Regions from separate parts of the Homo sapiens genome. Here region 1 is linked to region 2. Evidence: chromatin loops called from intact Hi-C (ENCODE). Cell type or tissue: heart left ventricle. All regions are shown on one strand. Links, peaks and the distances in the headings refer to the core of each region. The heading gives the core; the rest is flanking DNA.

The links. Hi-C counts contacts between places; a loop is a spot of excess contacts. Peaks named below come from ENCODE experiments on the same cell type or tissue, not always from the same donor. Only the 100,000 strongest peaks of a DNase experiment are listed, where the experiment ranks them.
Region 1: a loop joins it to region 2, with 5 times the contacts of the local background. A loop is called at or near these places in 13 of 110 quality-filtered maps.

The regions. Positions count from the first base shown.
Region 1 is chr6:133,894,132-133,897,047 of GRCh38, forward strand. It overlaps a transcript of TCF21 not described here. Among named protein-coding and RNA genes, the nearest start is that of TCF21, 6.5 kb to the left of the region's middle. In heart left ventricle, for the core only: no CTCF peak of the experiment used is centred there; a DNase peak (open chromatin) is centred at 1,700; H3K4me3 peaks cover 1,979 bases; H3K27ac peaks cover 1,904 bases; H3K27me3 peaks cover 2,318 bases.
Region 2 is chr6:133,755,964-133,758,879 of GRCh38, forward strand. The region is part of intron 4 of TARID (TCF21 antisense RNA inducing promoter demethylation); the gene reads right to left. LOC124901402 (a long non-coding RNA gene) reads left to right here. Exons shown (of 3, transcript XR_007059772.1): 2 at 2,347-2,425. Among named protein-coding and RNA genes, the nearest start is that of LINC01312, 64 kb to the right of the region's middle. In heart left ventricle, for the core only: no CTCF peak of the experiment used is centred there; no DNase peak of the experiment used is centred there; H3K27ac peaks cover 840 bases.

The DNA of each region.
Region 1 (2,916 bases), core at 331-2,830, 140 kb after region 2:
TGTCTCAGGCAGGAAGTTCCAAGGGATGTATGTTTATAGCATCCAGGCAATGATCTTTTTTTTTCCACGAACTAAAATACCTCTTTTTGGTATCTATTGACTCTTTCTCTCTCTCTTTCTGTCTCTCTTTCACCTTGCACCTCTCCCTAATGCTCTCTAAATTTGTCCAGAGCTTTCTTTTTCCTAGAAATCCAGAGAGCAAAGTCAGAGCCTGGCACCTGCAGATAGGATAACACTGGTGTCTGATGGTGAGGCTGCCCAGTCCCATCAGGAGCCTCAGCCAAGGAGGGGCCTGGGCACACTCAGGTCCCCATGGTTGTCCATTGAATGGAGTGAGGATCAAGGTGGGAATGACTGGGTGGTGGCTGCCACTAGCCCAGGAACATGACAACGTGACCACACCACACATGCCTCCAACACACACCCACAGTCTAAACATCTCTCCTTCTCAGTGAGCCCTTCTCCCATTCCAGATCATCAGCACACCCACACCCACCATAGGTCTCTCTCCTCCGGTCTTCCCAGAAGGGTAAAACTCCCAGCCTACCCTGCTCCAGCTTCAGCCCAGGTAGTTGGTGTGTCTCAATATGAATAGGGGGTGAGTAGCTTCATAGAAAGAATGGGGAACTCCCTTGGCCTCAAGCCAGTATAGTTTGGAAGTTGGGGGTCGGGGATGTTAAGGGTGGGGAGTATCCTGCCTGTGACCTCTAGGTTATGAAAACTATCTTAGAAGGTGCTTTTAGAAAGAACCAGGAGAACAACCAAAGCAGCTTACAGACGCCTGAACGGAGAATGAAGTGTTTCAAGTAAGCGAGTCTGCAAGTTCTCAGAAGCAGACAGATATCCAATCTGGACTGCAGCCAGGGAAGTCCTCTCTCTCGCTCTCTCTCTCTCTCTCTCTCTCTCTCATTGCTTGTATGACTTCACAAGCAACTCAGGATCATTCTAGCAGGCTTTCCCACTGTCAAACAGAGACTTCATTCTAAAAAGAGAAGTGATAAACAGAGCTCCAGCTCTGCTAGCTCTATATATTTACTGATTAGTGGAAAGCACTGACCAAGGAGACTTTTAAGCCAGTGGTTCTTCAGAATCACCTAGATGCCTCCACCCTCCAGAGATCCTGAGTCCAGGAGTCTGAAGTGGGGCCCCAGGTGATGTCATTGCTGCTGGTCCCAGGACCACATTTTAACAATCAATGTTTTCAGGTGTCTCATGAGGAACACTACTTAATGCAGTGGGAAAGAAAATATTTCAGAGGAGAATTTTTTCTTAAAGAAGCTGCATATTCTGGACTCTAATTTAGTTTAATTCACTCCAGGATGGCACGCAGGATTCCTAATTCTTAAATGCCATTCAGTCTGGACTTCAAATCACTTGTCTTCAGAAAATAAAAGATTTGTTCCACCCGGGTGTGTGGACATGGATGCGCTCATCCTGTGTTCTCAGACAGATTTCAGTCATTAGATGATGTTTTTAAGTCCTGAGTGGATTAAAGCCAGACTTCTGTTGGCTCCGTTGCGACCTCTAAGGGAGAGAGAAATCTGGGCTCCCTGGAATCACGTCCCCTGCAAGAGAGTCCCTTGGTCCATTCTCGGGCCAGAAAAAAATCTCCCCATCACTCCAGTGCGAGTGGTTGGCCTTGCTCTGGTCCGGCACTGTGTGCGTCGGGAAGTCGGCCTGGAGTTGGGGTTGCAGGGACGCCACGGCTGGTGGCGAGCGCAGCAGGAGTGCCTGGAGAGCTCGCGGCCAGCGGGGAGCTGAGCGCAAAGGCGGAGGAGGGAAGCAGCCTCTGAGGCTTCCCCGCCTGGGAGAAGAGTTTTTGGAAGTAGGCGAGACGGGGAAGGAGTTCTGAGCCTCAGTCCGCACAGCCTCCTTTCCGTCCCTTTCCGGGTGCAATCTCCGGGCCAGCGGGTGCGTGTCCCGCTGCAGATCCGCTGGCTCAGGGATGAGGCGCAGGGCAGGTTCTGGGTTACGTCCCCACACCGCGGGGAACCCAGGTGCGAGCGGGGCGCAGCTGGCCTGCCAACATCCTTTCTTAGCTTTGCATCCTTCGCTCCAAATGCTGGCTCTGCCCTTGGAAACTCGCTGGTTGCCAGCAGCATTCTTCAGAGTCCGCCGGGCTTCCTTCAGGCGTTTGGAGGAACACGCCTTTGATCTTTGGGTCTGGGCAGGCTGCGCGGGCCCACCCTCCTTCCAGTTCACCGAAAGATTAACCACCTCCAAGGACTATTTAAGAGCCCCTCTCAGGGCCGAACGGGGAGAAAGGGTGGGAAAAGGAGGAGAGAGCATCCCTTTAGAATGCCCCAGAGTGACGAGAACAGACTTCTCAAAAACAGTGTCAGGCGGTCTTTTGTACCCAGCACTCAGTGTAGTGCCTGACACCTCAATAAATGTTGAATCATGAATGAATCATTAACTCTTTGAGGCTATAAGATAGATAAGATAGAGAGTAATGGGGCAAAGTGACAATGGGCTGTTGTGGTTAAATTGAACTTGAACTTGAACCTCTTACCTTGAAGTCTGGGCGCACATTTGAGAAAAGAATAAAGCAAGTAGGTATGATGGGACTGGGTGAAATCAGGTGGTGGTGGATTGTTTGCAGCACTCACGAAATATGCTCTCTCCTTTTCCAGTAAAATATATTACTAGATGTTAATTTACATGGCCCGTAGACTAGAATCATTAGTTTAAAATGTGCTTTGATAATGAAAATGATTTGAGACACTAAGCAGATTACATGACCTTATTTTAAAATTAATCCAGTTGGTGATGAGGAAGTAATGTATTGCTTTTCACAGATGTAGGTGAGACACTGGTATAGTGGAAAGAGCTTTTGACTGAGTTCTTGGACAAGATACTAGACCTTTCAGGACCTTGGTTCTTCCATCTCTTTAAAATGAGTATAATAATGACTAC
Region 2 (2,916 bases), core at 99-2,598:
TTCTGGCATATTTTATCTCAGATAGTTCCATCCCTTTGGTCTCGCACCCTGACTGCTAGGCTGAAGTGTACCTTTGAAAGCCTCTGCTCTTTAATAGAGCTGAGGATGACAACAAGCAGGAACTTCAACACTCTAGGAAGACAATCTATCTACTTTCTCCAGTTATCATTAAAATGTCTTTTAGACGTAGGTCATAACTGGAAACCTATAAATGATGTCTGTGTAGTAAGCACTTCCCACAGAGCTGGAGTCCCAAGTGATTAAAATTTATCACATTGTTCTTATGGTTACAAATACTGCTGATATGTGTCATTACTTAGAAAGTACTATTCATAACATTTTGATTTCAGTCCAAATAGCTTTTTTTTCCGGAATTTCCCATAAAATGCTCTTGATCTTTTTCTAAAAAGGTCTAATCTCCTTCTCCTTTGAAACAACAAAGAAAAGGGGTTGATTGTTCTTTAGTTTAAATTTTGTTTGGTGTGATATATTTATTGCCTGGTGGAGTGCATCTAATTTTCCATTAGCTTTTCTGAGAAAGTAATTAGGACAGAAGTTAATCCTTTGCCACATGCAAGCTCTAAGCTCTTTCATGAATTAAAAATTATGGTGCATAGTGTGTAGCTCTATTAAAATGATATGCAACCACAAGACCTCATATTTGAGCAGTGCTTTTTTTTAGACCAAAAAAATGCACGCTTTGAATGTACAGATTTACTCTTCAATTAGACAACATAGGGTGCACTGAAATGCTCTAGAGTGGGCCCTACATATGATAAGAGTTTCCTAGAACATGGGATAAGAGGGCAGCCTCTATTTTAGTCTCCTGGAAAGGTGAAGATGTAAAGTTCTTTCAATATGATTGTCTAACCTTCATGCATTTTGCCATTCCCCTGGGAGTTTATATTATAAGGAACAAGGTTAGTGCAGCATGTCTCCAGATATTCAGCTCTTGCTAGGTATTTTACCTGAAAAGCAGTGAATTGAACTGGCTTGTATTTATTGAAAAAATAAGACTCAAGGCAACATGCTGTCTGCTTTTCTACCTAAACACTGAATCCCTGAATGACAATTTGAGATGACCCTACCAGGACAAGTCTTGTTTCAGGTTTTTGTAATTGATTTCTAAATTCTGGGACTAAACATACAGTGTAATAATATTAAGATATCGAGAAAGGAAAGAAAGATACTAATGAAATTTAATACCAAGAGTTTCAGCAAAGGAATATATCAAAACTCATATCATTATTTTGACTCCTAACTATAAAAAGTTCAGTACATGCATTGCATTCTAACCATTTAACCATCTAATTTAGCTAACTAGTACATACACTGTTGTACTATAATTGAACATTTTACAATACTTTACATGGGATGCTATTTAAAGATATCCCCAAAATTTTACCTTCATAGTTTTAGAAATAAATGACAAAGTAAAGGCAAACTTCTTCATGTGGAGTTCTGGAGTCGAGTGTTTTGGGGTTAAGTAGACAAATTTTCAGATCTAGGATTTTTTTATTTTCAAAACAAAATGTACTAGTTCTTTCCATTGCTGACATAGTTGGCTCCGTGTAACTTTTGGAACAAATTTCTTTTTGTAGAATTATCTGGCAGTTTAGAGTCATTTTGTGGTGGGAAAAAAAAAGCCAGCTGGTGACTAGCAAAAATGAAATAGAGGGGGTGTTGATAGGAAGAAAAAAAGAATCATAGCATTGATTGTATTAATCTTATTAAAACAAACTCCAAGGAACTGACTTTCTTATTTTCTCATATGGATATTTTATAGTACCAAATATTCCTCAAAACAAGTGAACAATTGGCTGGGGCTTGACAAGTATTTGTTATCTAGAGGTTTTTCATTGTATGTTAAAAGGCTGGAAAGAGGCAATAATACATAAGTGCAAGGAACACAAAATTCTGATTGCAATGAAATTTTACAGCTAATGTATTCTAAGAACTGCTTTCATCAGGGTTTTCTGTGTATTTTTTGCAACCCATTTTGCCTTTTTATATGGAGTGTTACATTGAAAAGGCCTGTATGTGGGCAAGGTGACCCAATAAGCACAAATCAAGCTACATCTCCCAGATACCTACCCAGCAAAATAGAAAATTCCAGTCAATCAACCAGCTGCTTTGTCTATGTAATAACAAAGGGTAGATTGGTGAGGGTGTTTTTTGTTTTCTAATGTCATGAAATTTCCTGAAATAATTGATTGGTCTAGAAGTTATGTACACCAAAATATATATATAACTATCCTAAACATCCTTAGAATCACAGAATAGCAGATTTGGAAGAGACCACAAAGTTCTAAATCTAGATGCAATGTGTAAATCACCTTTCTCCAGCCTCTCCAACAGGTGAGGAATGCTGATGTCCATATCCACAGAATGGCAGCCCATTCTATCTACAAAGGATTGATTGCAAGTAAGTCCATTCTTATACGGAAACTTCTATATATTGGTCCTTGCAGAAATTCAACATCAGAGACAATAAACCTTTTCCTCTTTAACAATGAAGCTCTTCTTTTCTCCAGGTAAAACATCTTCTATTCCTGTAGTTTTCCTTCTTTTTTTTGTTTTTGACATGGTTTTATATCTTCTCATCAAGTACATTTTTTTGTTTTTAAAAGTATGCTTTTAAGGTATAGTATCTAGATATAAAGTCAGTATTTTTTTAAAAAAAAGTTTTGCCCACTATGGAATGTAGATTTGGGGTTATAACTTTCTTAGTCTGGCAAGCTTGCTCTAAAATTGATTCTAAATCCTATTAGACTTATAGCAGCCCACCACTCTCTTGACTTATGTTGAACTCGCTATTATCTAAAAGCCGTAACCCATTGTTTTTCACTGTTTTTCAATGTGAACTATTTTTCCAGTTGCTTTTCTGAATCCAGGTAATGGGCTATGTGTTTATTG